2 separate regions of the Mus musculus genome follow, and region 2 is linked to region 1. Evidence: chromatin contacts called from ENCODE Hi-C or POLR2A ChIA-PET data. All regions are on one chromosome and are shown on one strand. Each heading gives the region's core, a stretch centred on a gene start or an enhancer-like site at or near the end of the contact. The rest is flanking DNA. Distances are from core to core; before and after follow the strand shown.

Region 1 (6,504 bases), core at 2,327-4,826:
AGAACCTTCATTTCTAGTAACACACACACTTACCCAGGTAATGGCAATGCTGAGACTCATGACTCATTGTCCCATGGTAGAAGAAATAAGACATCTCTCCTCTGTGTTCTGCCTCTGACCCCCTCTAGATCTCAGGCATCCCAAATTAGCCTCAAATTCACTACTCATGATTTAACTGTAGATGTTCCTGAACTTATGACCCTCCTACTACCACTTCCCAAGTGCTTGGGATCAAAAGTGTGCTACTACATCTGGTTCATATGGTGATGAAAATGAAATCAAGGTTTCATGCACACTAGGCAAGCACTGCCAACTGCTCTTCTCCATCTATGCTCCCTTCAGTGTCTACTATGGGGGCATCCCAGTTCTTGAGAGGTTTTGCCTGGTTGCCTCACAAAGGCCATGTCTAAATAACCATTTCACTGGGCATTGGTTTTGACCACATGGCTCTTAGAAGGGAATACAAATCTTAAGTTTCCAGTGAGTGGCACAAAGGATCCATTGGCTGAAGGCCTGCTGTGTCACCACAAAGCTAGCCAGAGTCTCTGTACGTCACTTACTGTTCCAGATAGCTTTACATGGTGATGCAGGAACAAGCCCCAAAGTCCGTTGTTATTTTCCCCTCGTTTTCTGTGTTGCCATGATGTGTCAGACATGTTCAGTTCGTTCTCATGCTCTCTGGTCATACATCTTCATCAACCTGGCATCTCCTAGTACTCCAGGATGTCCTTGTAAGAGTTAGAGCTCCTGACCTACAGCCCAGCACCCGAAAGATGCTCAAACAACGCTGGGATGATTAAACCTCAGGCTACAGCCCCATGACTGGGCTTTTCTGTGACTGAGGGAACAGCTGTTCTCCTTTTCCCCAGATGGGTGTGCTCAAGCTCTTTCATTAGCCTGGAGTGCCTAAGTCACACCCCTTTGCTGGCCTAATTCTTTTTGACTGTAGAAAATATGGTCAGTTTTCAACAAGCTGCTCAAGGGTCCAAATACCAATGAATTATCCAGCTGTGAACTCAAACCATGTCTCTAGCACTCACTAGCTAGCTCCTTGGGGTAAATTTTGTAATCTTACTGATCTTCGATTTTCTGATCTGTAAACTGGGAAGAAAACTATTCTTCAGGACTTGCTGGCAGCAGAAACTTGTATTTTGTTGTTGCTTTGGTTGTTTAAGACATGGTCTCTCGCTATGTAACCCTGGCTGATCTCTAGCATCTGGTGGTCCTACTTCAGTGTCCAGAGTGTTGTTATTCTGAGCATACACTACCATGCTTGGTCATACCTTCAGATCTGAAATGAGAGTCACATGAACAAAGGTATAGAGAGGGTTTGGCATTCAACAGAGGATGGAGAAAGGGGTCTTAAAATTAGCCATGCCTGTTTTCCAGCATTGGATCTCTCCGAACTCCTTGTGGTAGAGTCTTTCCTAGTTGCTCTGAGAAACTCTCCACTCGTGCATAAAATGTGCTCTTTCTCTTCTAGAGATGACCTCTCCACAGTTGTATTCTACTTCTACCAATCTTCGGCAAACATTTACTGAGCGCTTGCTACCTGCCATGCTCCAAGCTTAACACTGGAGATCCCAAGAGGATCAAAGACCTCTGACACACCCCCCCCCCTTAAGATGGTATCGGACCCCTAGAAATGTAAAATCTAGTGGGAGCCAACTTCTTCCAAAAGCCTCTTCCGCCCTCACTAAGTCCCAGGTCTCACTCCCGCAGCTTCCTTCCAGCCTGGAAGTTGCGCATTGTGTTACCCTTTCATTCAAACACATAGCGGCTAGAGCTGTGGCTCTGGAGTTAAGAGCACTTCTGCCTTTCCAAGAGGGCCAAAGCATCCATCTCTAGCCATTTGCAACTTCAGCTCCTGGGGAGCCAGAAGCCTCAAGCCTCTGAAAGCATTGCAGTTCATGTGCACAAACCCATACACACACATAATTTAAAAATAAGTGAAAGGGGCCAAAGAGATGGCTCAGTGGTTAAGAGCACTGACTGTTCTTCCAGAGAACCCAGGTTTAATACCCAGCAACCACCTGGTGGCTTACAACTGTCTGTAATTCTAGTGTCAGAGAACATGGTGTCCACACACAGACATGCAGGCAGGCGAAACATCAAACCACACTGCAAAGGAATTTTAATCCAGCATCATGGCTACTCTGACAAGGGATCACATCCAAGACTCTCTAAGTCTACATGATCTGGCCAAATGCAGACACTCTCTGGATTATAGTACATTCTGGCTGGAATACAGACACCTTCATACACCCTTTAATCCCTAGCAATGAAGGTAAGGTTGGTTTTTAGAAGAAAGCAGACATGTTTAAAAGTAGCATCTAACTAAGGGCAGACAAAGTGAGGAATCAGAGAAAGATTTGACAGAATGAGTCAGAGGATATGCCCAACTCACAAGAGAACAGGGCAGGAAAGAAGCTACTTAAGAAAGGGAGGTGGCAGTTTACTGGGGCAATTTTACAGAGACAGGTTTTTGAGAGAACAAGCTAGTAACTTCGATCAGTAAGAACTCTCCACATTACAAATTTAGAAACTAAGGCACAGAACGACTTTTAGAAACTGGCTTAAGACCTTACAATTTGAAAAGATACCTATGGCTCCAGGTCACTTACTTCTCTTTTCTTTTCTCTTTCTAATTTAGTTTCTGTGCATAGAAGTTTTGCCTACATGTATGACTGTCTAACATGTTAACATGTCCGTGCCTGGTGCCTGTGGAGACCAGAAAAAGAGCATTAAATCCCCCTGGGCCTGGAGGTAACATATGGTTGTGAGCCACCCTGTGGGTGATGGGAATTGAACTCAGGTCCTCTGGAAGTTCTCCTAAACTTAGCCAGTGCTCCTCTCCCAGCCCGTTAAACTGTTTTATCTTTCTCCTCCATTGGATTCTGATATCCAGTCTATTATATTCAAAACAGTATCTTCTTGAGCCAGCCCAATACCTGATATAATAATAAGTAATCAAAAACTGATACAGAGCCGGGCAGTGGTGGTACACGCCTTTAATCCCACTTGGGAGGCAGAGGCAGGCGGATTTCTGAGTTCGGCTACACAGAGAAACCCTGTCTCGGAAAACCAAACCAAAAATAAAATAAAATAAAACTGATATAGAGGGTAAAGTTTGTGGTTTTGGGACAAATTCTACTCTCACTACGAACTTTAGCTGACTTCGAATTCAAACACGTGATCTCCCTGCCTGGGCCTCTGTGGAGCTTGGCTTTGAAGCTTGCACCTTCTGGTCCCTCCAAGATGGCTTGTTTCATGAGCATGTGCTAAGCACCTTTAGATGACTGATGGGAGCCCCACCATCATCGCCCCGGGGCACTCAGAACCTGCAGTCCGCTGGTTGGGACTAGAGAGCGCCTGCTCCGATCCCCCGGAATCCCTGCTCCACCTCTTTTCTTCCCCCAACCCATCCCACCACACACACCCCCACCCCCCGCCGCCGCCATCCTCTCCAAGGATCCATCCTCCGGAACACCCGGGCGTCGGCAGCGGGCGAGGACCGGTGTGCGCGGGAGATCTAACGGACGGCGCTGCGCATGTGCAAACGCGGGTGCACTGCGCATGCGGAAAGATGGCCGGCCAGGGAACCTGAGCGCCTCCGCGGTCACCCTGGTCCCCTCCGAGCCTACCCTGACCCCCTCTGCGCCTGGGCTCATCGCTGCGCGAGTGGGACCGCGGCGCTTCGTGGGTGGAGCCGCAGTGCTCCGTGGGTGGAGCGGGCGGCGCTGAAGGGGCCGGGAACGCGCGCGCCGAGCCTCCGGGGAAGGCGGGAGGGCGCGTGGGGCGCGAGGGGCGCGGGACAGCATGAGTCAGCAGCGGACGGCGCGGAGACAGCCCAGCCTGCTGGTGGACCCGGCGCAGGAAACGGTGCGCCGGCGTTGCCGAGACCCCATCAACGTGGAAAACCTACTGGTGAGCGGGGACCCGGGCCACGGGAGGTCAAGTGCTGTGGGACGCGCTCCTTGCATCGGGCCCTCTGCACAGTGTCGCTTGCTGCCCCGGGGCTCTCCCTGCAACTCCCAATTCTTGAACCGCCCTTTGCTTTTTAAATGTTTCTATTGGATTTTTCTTACTTTGTGTTGGGGTGGGGGCCGCGAGCGCGTGGATTCCACGGGGCACGTGTAGAGTTTAGAAGGCAACTTGGGGCAGTCTGTTCCATGCTTCCAGCCTTGTGGTTCGCGGGATGGAACTCTGGTAGAGTTTGTAAAGCTCGGTGGCAAGTGCCTTAACCAACTGGGCGATCTTGCCTGTCCATCTTTGCTGTCTGACAGGGGAAATGAAAGAGTGAGAAAGTTCCCTCCGTTCCGTGCTTCCCACCTTTCTCAGGGTCCCTGCTGGATTCTTCCTTTGTCCGTTTCTCCTGATCGCTGTTTTCTCAGCAAGGCAAGCTGTATCCAAGCCATTCTGGCGGGTCCTGTGCCATGAGCATTGTCTTGTCTGACTCCTTGGAGCAACCTTGAGATAGTTATTTTTAGAGTTTGTCAGAACTGACCCAGAGATGTGTGTACAGAGATGTCTGGCCTTGGGGCTAGGTAATGAGGAAACTGGGAAGACCCTCAGAATGACTGCAAGTGACAGCCTTTCCCAAACTTCTCTCTCTCTCTCCCTCTCTCTCTCTCTCTCTCTCTCTCTTTAAGTAATTTCTGCTCAGTTTCCACCTGATCTTGCATTACCACCCAGCACTGTGCTGGGGACTCTAGTCCTAAGCACTTGGTAAGATTGTTGTAAATAAGATCCGTAGGTCACTGATGGTTTTGTCAATTACAGTATTCGTTTCACACCCTATCTTGTGTCATAACTAACCACTCACTTTTGGCTGAGAACTCTTTGTTGTGTTTTTGACAGCCATGGTGGGTCCCCTTGTCCCCTTCGCCTTCCTTTTCAGACACGTGGGTGTCATCCAGGATTCTCTACAGTTTGTTCATGTAGGTGACCGCTCACTACTGCTAACTTGTGGCCTGTGATCATGGTAGGTTTTTTTTTTTTTTTAAGGATTTGATAGACGCTCTAAATGAAAACCGCTTAACTTTTGGTTATCAGAAGATAACGTCTTCTAAAGTCTTAGATTTCTTATCCAGTCTGGTATTTTTAGTTGCCTCGAGGTAACTCCCAAACCTGTACATCTTTCCTGGAGCTCTCCAACTGTTTGTTAGATGTCCCTTCTTAAAAAAGAAAATGTCTTCGTGGATGCCACGTGTGTACTGGTGCCCACGGAGGCCCGAAACCAGTGTTAGATCACCTGGAGCTCATAATAAGTGGTTATGAATTGGCACATGGATGAACTGAGCCCTCTGGAAGAACAGCGAGCGTTTATAACTGCTGAGCTGCAGATTTCAAACTCTGATATCCAAAGCCAGATTCACAGACACACCCCACCCCACCCCCGCCTTAAGAAAGCAACCTCTTTCTCGAATCCCACCTTAATGGTGCTCTGCCTATCGTGGTGCCTGAGCCAGCACTCTGGACATGGCTGTTACCTTTTCCTCTGTTTCAGAATCACCCCCAGACACCCCCCCTCCCACCCCCAGGTCACTGAAGTCATTCACATCAGCTATTCTGTGCTATAATGCCATCTCGACCAGTTTCCTGCCACTGTTGCTGCCTCTCACTCACCGCCTGTGTGCTTCATCCTTAACGTATGGTCTCTTGAAGGTGTGTTTCTATCTTCATTTGGCCAAAGGAATTAGTGGTTCCTTAGTGCTCCCAGGACAAAGTCGAGTCCTCGCAGCATAATCTGGCTCCATGTTTGCCTTTCCTAAATGATCTTTCTGAGGTTGCATGCTCCATCCTAGGCCTCATTTCCATATTGACGTTTGTCAAGATGTCTGAAGTCCAGATTCATGGGTAACTTGTCTTAAGACAAGTGTCTTTAGCTCCTCTTTACCTCAAGACTGTTAGCCAGACTCTGTGTGTCCCAGAGCAATTCTATACTTGACTGCTCAGTCCTCTGCGGGTCTGTTTGATACTGTAGTGAAGATCTGGCCATGGACAAAGGATTAAGCAAGAAGTTAATAAAGTAGGGACTCTATTTTCTTGCCTGTAAAATAGTGACTTAACATGTCAGTAGTATTTTTTTAATTGACTAGCAAATGCAAAGAATTAATAAGCCATGTGCAGAGCAGTTACATAGCTTGCTAAGTGTTGTTGCCAGGATAAGTTAAATGGCTTAAACCTGCTCTTGGCTTTGGGGAGCAGGGAGAAGACAATCCTGGATGGAGGTGAACTTGGTTTGCACATTAGATGATCAGGAAGATCTGGGTGGTGACATGAATGCAGTCACCTTAGAGAGATTCGTGTTCAATGAGCTCTTGAAGGAGTCTTGCTCCCACACAGGGAGCTAATACAGAGAAACCTATGCATAGAGAGCAGTAACTACTTAGGAGGCAGTGCCTAGGACATTAGTCTCTAAAAGTCACTTTTTATTTTTCTCTCCACCTTTAAAGCTTCTAGCCAGGTGTGGTGGCCCAGTTCTGTAATGCCAGTCCTTGG
Region 2 (6,543 bases), core at 825-3,324, 84 kb after region 1:
CCTCTACTTTCTCAGTGCTAAGATTACAGAGGTGAATCACCATACCAGGGTACTGCTGTTCTTTTAAAACAAGGTCTCCAAGGCTTGAGATCATGGCTACTCCGCCAAAGTCCATAAAAACATATAGCCAAGTCATTTCAAAATTAATTTGTAACTGGAAGATCACAATGTTCCTTTTGAAAGCCCATTATACTATCACCAGGAAAAAGAACTTGTAAGATCTGTAATAATGATTATCTAATTATCATGCTCCAGTGCATGGGTGGAAAGAGTGGTTAGCTGGCTCTACTCTCCTAGCTTTGGGTCTGTGGACGTATGAAGAAGTAAATTTACCTACTGGCTTGAAGAACTTTTTTTTTTTTTTTTTGACCCAGAGGCCAGTTTTATTATCTACAAGAGAAAGGGTTCTCTTCAGTCATCAAAGACTCTTCCTGTCTTAATCCAAGTCAGAGGGGCTTCTCCCCAGAAGGGCAGACATTTTTGGACCCCTGCGCTGGGTGAAGTGCATGCAATTTTGGCCAGGCCAGGGCTGTAGCCTACCTGCATATTTACCTTGACACCCCAGGGAGCTCTACAGTTCACTATTCAGGGGCATTACACTCTAGCTTCCATAAGTACAAGTTTTCAAATTTAAAAATTCAATATGCTTTTTAGCATTTTTTTGTTGTTGTTTTCAAGACAAGTTTTCTCTGTGTAGCTCTGGTTGTCCTGGGACTCATTCTCTAGACTTAGGTTAGCCTCAAACCCTCCTGCCTCTGTCTCTCCCCAGAGCTGGCATTAAAGACCTATGAGGCCACCACCCTACTTGACATCTTTAGAAGTGGGGGGAAAATCCCATTCAGTTAGGAGCAAGTGTGTTCTCTCACTTGTTTAGCTGCTCATTTCAAAGTGTTCATAATCCCCTTTGCATTTTTTCACTTCCGGTAAATTTTCCCTAGTCTCAACCGGCTTGCAATACCCGTAGGATTCTTCCCGTGAATATGACAAGAGCTTGTTTGGATTATTCAGCTGCTGGAAGATTGGGTCCACTCCCAGGGTTTTGGTCATTGCGAACATTCTGAATAGCCCTGCTGTAAACATCTCCACGCAAAGTCCTCCTCTTTTCGGATCATTTCCTTACACTTGGACTTCCTTAAATGGCCTTACTGGGTCAAAGGGGCTCTGTGAACAGTTTTATAGCTCTTGGCACATAGTTTTCCGATTGCGCCCTGAGAGGATCTGACCAATGGCTAGGGGGCAAGGAGAGGGCAGGAATGCGGAGAAGCAGCCCCTCTCTTTCACTCTCCAAAAGCAAGGGCCCCGCGGATGCAGAAGCGCTTCCTTATTGCCTCCTGTTCCCTCCGCCTGGCCAGTGTCTAAGGTCTAAGGCCAGGCGGGCACCTTGGTCAGGGAAGGGCACAAAGGTTTCTGAGAGTTTAGGATTTATGACCCGGAGGCAGAAACAACTCCTCCAGGCCTCCCAGCTCCGGGACTCAACAGGATTCAAACGAGTCCCACACTCTTAGCGCGGGCTAGGGGCGCGGCCTCCCCGCCCCCTGGGAGCCCCAGGCGCAGGCCTCAGGCGCACCAGGCCTGGGAAGGGCGCTGACCCGGGGCGCAGCAGTTCGGCGCGGCTTGCATAGCTGCGCGCTGAGTCAGCGGGACACAGCGGGCGGGGGGCGCGGACGTCAACTAGGCCTCTGGGTCCGGCCGGCGACGTGGGACACACGACGGGGACCACGGGGCACCGCGCTGCCATCCGTCCCGCCTCCCAGTCCCGCGAACCGGCCCGACGAGGCAGGGAGACTAGCCAGGCGGCGGGAACGGAAAAGAAGCCTGGCTGCTCAGCCCGGTGGCGGGGCGTGGCCGGAGGCCAGGGGCGGGGCGTGCCGCGGGGCCGCGCCGGGGTGGGCGGGGCGGGGCCGGGCCGCGCGCAGCCGACCGCGGGCGGAGGGGCTTGTGGGTAGCGGCGGCGCGCGGCCGAGTAGGGACGCGGCTCCGACTGCGTGTGAGGGGAGCGGGCGTGTGGGCGCGCGAGGCGGCCGGCGGCGATATGCGGGTGGACGGGCGACGGCCCTAGCGGCCTGAGCCCCGAGGGCGGGGTGGTGCGGCGCGGGCGCCCCTTCCCCGCTCCCGCCCGCCGGGTCCTGGCGAGCTCGCTACGGGCCGGGCGGCGCGCGTGCGGCTGAGGGGCGGGGACGCCGTGTGCCTCGCTGCTCCCGGCCGGGCCGGGCGGCTCCTCAGACAGCGGCGCGCGGCGTGCCGGGGCGGAGGTTCCGCGGGCGGCGCTAGGCCCGGCGAAGCGGCATGAGCCGGCCCCCGCCGACGGGGAAAATGCCCGGCGCCCCCGAGACCGCGCCGGGGGACGGGGCGGGCGCCGGCCGTCAGAGGAAGCTGGAGGCGCTCATCCGAGACCCTCGCTCGCCCATCAACGTGGAGAGTCTGCTGGTAGGTGCGGGCTAGGGAGGGAACTCCCCGCCCTGCCTGGTCCCCCCTCGGCCCACCCGCCCCGCTTCCGGCTGCCCGGGGAGCTGGAGACCCAGGTTCCAGAGTGGAGACCCCACCTGGGATTCTCGGGTCCACCTCCCTGCCGAGCGAGTGTCATCTCGGCCGCCCCCGTTCTTGGAGCGCGCAGGGAGGAAACACCCCTGGTCTCCTTCCCGCCTACCCAGTTGGTTTGGGGCGGAAAGGTGGAGGATTGGCTGTGCTTCCTACACTGGGCTACCCAATTTGAAAGTGTCACGCAGTGTGGGAGCTAGGGTGAAAACCCAGGGAGAAAGAAACCCGACGCTCTTCCTATTGGGAGTACCACCGGGGGCACACGACAAAGAGCTCGTCAGGAAGCTGGGAACGCACAGCTAGCTCAAGTTTGCTGCTTTCAGTTGCTCTTGGACATTCCATAGTAGCTATTTAGTACATTTGAATTTATGTAAATTAAATTTCCGGAGATTGTTGCTCTGAAGCCAAGAAATGAGTCTGAATTGTAGAATGGGATAAATCTCTCCCCTTCATCTTGTCTTTCCCATAGCATTCAAAATCCAAATTAAGAGCCTTGGAAAAGGCAGCTAACTGGAGCTCGGTTAAGAAAAGAACACGATTTACAATAAATGCCATGTAGAATGCTGGTATACTTCTGGTCGTGTTGAGGGAAGCGATTATGCTTGGCAAACGAATTTGATTAGTGTGCACCTAGAGTTGCATTTATGGGAAAAAGTGGTGTGAACGTGTACCCTGAGGAGAAGTCGGAAAAAAAAAAGATACTCCGGCTATTAGCTTTGGAGGTCTAGACTTAGGGTGGGTGATCAGGCATTCTGTGCCAAAAAGCATGTCAGACCTGAGCTCTGCTAGGAGAAGCCTAGTGACTCTGTGATGAGAAAAACTGTCTCCTCCCTTTCCACTGACTAACTTTTCTTCTGAGGCCGTTGGTTATCCTTTGAGGTTTCTGGAATCATTTGCAGAGTGACTCAGTTCTGTTTGGCCACAGCGCAGGAACTGACTAGAGTGTGGGTATCGCTCTATAGGATGTGTAAATATAGAGATTTTGACTTTTGGGGGCGGGGGGAGTGTTTTTGTTTGGTAGTGGGTTCCTGTGTTCTTGTGGGACGTATTTTGGAAGTCTTCAGAGCAGGATTGCTTGGAGTTCATAGCCTTTTTGTAGATAAAGCAAAGCTTCTCTGGTGTCACTGCCAGGATTTTCACTTTGGTATTTTGCTAGCAAAACTTTGATCCTAGGCCAGAAAGTTCAGTTAAAAATAGTCTCTGTAAATCTCAAGTATTCACCAGGATCATTTTCAATCCCAGATAGAAATGTTTTTACATTTCACAGTCATCTCTTGTATTATTAGTGATGTTAATTATCATTATCAGGGTCATTTTGAGCTTGGAACCAAGTTGTTTATACCTGTGACATGACTATTTTGTTTTATTAAAATATTACCTAAATTATTACACGTGGCCAGTAACAGTTCCTTCATTGAGTGCTTCATACACCACATTTGTTAAGGTGACATATTACCCTTAGGAGGGTTGACATCAAATGCTGATTTGACCGCAGGCTTATTGCTGCTTTTAGTTGATTACATGTCATTGAGAATCAGGACAGGTGTTATTCTAGAGTGCAGCGTATGTTACTAAGCCAAAAAATGCCGTTTATTCCTTTAGAGTGAGGTTCCTGATGCCTCTGTTGCACATTCATAAAAGTTGAAAACATCATTAAAGTTGTAATAATATCCATGTTATGTAAATTTTATCATGAAGTTTTAGAATGAATTTTGTGCTGGGTGGTTTTATGTCAACTCTACACAAGCTAGAGTTATGGCATTTTCTTACTTAGTGATTGATTCGGGAGGGCTCAGCCCATTATGGGTGGTGCCATCCTTTCGCTAGTGGTCCTGGGTTCTTTAAGAAAACAGACTGAGCAAGCCATGGGAAGCAAGCCAGTAAGCAACACCCTTCCATTGCCTCAGTATCAGCTCCTACCTTCAGGTTTCTGCCCTGTTTGAGTTCCTGTCCTGACTTCCTTTGATGAGGAACTGTGTGGTATGGAACTGTAAACCAAATAAACCCTTTCCTCTCCAAATTGCCTTTGTCATGGTAAAATTTTAATTGTAGTAGTAGTATACATAAACCTTGCCATTTAAACTGTGTTGAAGTCCACAGTTGGGTGATGCTATGTGCATTCCCTGCTGTGCCAGTGATCACTGCTATGCATCCTCACAGCCTTTTCATTCTCCAGGTTGTAACTCTGTAGTCTTTACACTGATACTATTTTTAAAATTATGTTTCTAAAAATGCTCACAAAATAATAGCTGTTACCACTTTAAAGATTTGAAATCTTGCCATGAGCTTTTTTTCACAATTAAATCATTACTTTACTTAACATTACATTTCTTTTGGTTTTATTCTAGAAAACATACCTTTAATAATCTAATAAAAACAGCCTGAAATTTAGTTACTGTATTCAAAAGCTTAGAAAGCACCATTGGAAGTTGTGTATTGCTAAATATGGCAAGTGATGATGAAACATACCAGAATTTTCTATAAAACGTTTTCAGTAAGCTAGGCAAGCCATTCATAGGAAAAAAAGTTACATGAGATAGCATGTAAGGTTTTAGTCCAGTGTATGGCATATCTTTACACTCATTTTACGTCTCCTATGTGCATTTGACAAATTTTTTGCTAGCTTTATGTTTTCTTTGAGATGGGAAATGATTTTTGTTTTAGATATTATTACAGTTTTCAAGTGCATGCAATTATCATTTTGAGTTTGCTGTCATAAGTACTAATCATTGTCAAACATATATATGGCGCTGAATTTCAGGACTATCAGTGTACAAACTAAATTATCTTGTTTCTCTGCAGAGGCTATTTACTTTATTTGCCCTTAAAATACGCAATTCTTTTGAAATTGTAGATTGTGAGCTGCTTGGTATTATATAAAAATAGTTTTGAGAGATACTTCTGAAATTAAAAAACAAGCAACATCTATCTTGTGTGTTTGAGTGTGTGCATGTGCCCTGCCATGTGTAGAGGTTAGAGGACAACGGGTGGGAGTTGGTTCTCTCTTCTCATGTGGGTTCTAGAGGTCAAACTCAGGTCATGGGGGTTGTCAGGCTTGGTGACTTGTAAGTACCTGTATCTGCTGAGCCTCTTTTGAAGGTCAGTAATTTTGAAATATTTTAAAGGGAGGATCTTAAGTGATAACCTTTGGTAAGTTCCTGTGTTGTCAGAGATCCTTACATTGCTTGCCTGATGTGTTTTACTTAACTAACATGTATGCTGGAGAAATGTCTTAAGGTTTATGCCTTGGGATTTTATTTTGTTATTTTAAAGAGTATGTGGCTATAGTAACCTATATAGTACCTAGGCTTTTGTGAATGGATAAAGGTGATCAAACATTTATTTACAATTTCACTGGGCTGAGAAACAAAATACCAATTAAAAATTTAAATTTACATTTCTTTATTTGTGTGTGTTGGGTGGGGTGTTTTGTGTCATGGTACAGGTATGGAGGTCAGGGAACAGTTTACAGGAGCCAGTTCTCTCCTTCCACTGTGTGGATTCCAGTAATCAAACTAAGGCTGTCAGGCTTGGCAGCAGCTGCCTCTAACTGCTAAGCCATCTGCCTGGCCCCAGAAACACCTATTAAAACTGGTACCTGCCAGTAACTATATGAAAATATTACTGTACAGAAATTTTATTTTTGATAGTTCTGGATATTAAACTCAAGTCCTTGCACATGCTTGCAAGTGTCTGCCTCAGGGCTATGGCCCCAGATCATGAAAATATTTATCACAGTACTTAGGTTCTTTCCATTTAGTGCTGACTCTTCACCCAATTAAGATACAATTGCATGTGTGTTCACTCCCCATAAGTAATGTCTGAGACTGTTTTGAAGATGTAATAAAAATGAAATAAAATAAAAGATGAAAAATGACTTTGTACTTATTATTTGTGTGAAGTAGGAGGTAGATATTTAGAATATACAGATTAATTGCTTTAAAACTTAATTTTTGTTTTGTTTTGCTTTTTACATTTTTTTATTTGTGGGTATTTAAGTAGGGA

The links. Hi-C counts contacts between places; a loop is a spot of excess contacts on that map. ChIA-PET counts read pairs that join two places held with the same protein, here RNA polymerase II (POLR2A).
Region 2: a map of heart shows a loop between it and region 1 (7-fold over the local background). The contact joins the promoter of Rock2 here to the promoter of E2f6 in region 1. A Hi-C loop is called at or near these places in 13 of 37 maps with a recorded cell type or tissue (Patski, T-helper 1 cell, T-helper 17 cell and 7 more). POLR2A ChIA-PET finds 5 or more read pairs at or near these places in 1 of 5 experiments (Patski).

What each region holds. Positions count from the first base shown.
Region 1 is chr12:16,807,389-16,813,892 of GRCm38, forward strand. It overlaps E2f6 (E2F transcription factor 6), which reads left to right and starts at 3,577. Exons shown (of 7, transcript NM_033270.2): 1 at 3,577-3,927. The coding sequence starts at 3,820.
Region 2 is chr12:16,892,904-16,899,446 of GRCm38, forward strand. Rock2 (Rho-associated coiled-coil containing protein kinase 2) reads left to right here and starts at 2,075. Exons shown (of 33, transcript NM_009072.2): 1 at 2,075-2,427. The coding sequence starts at 2,287.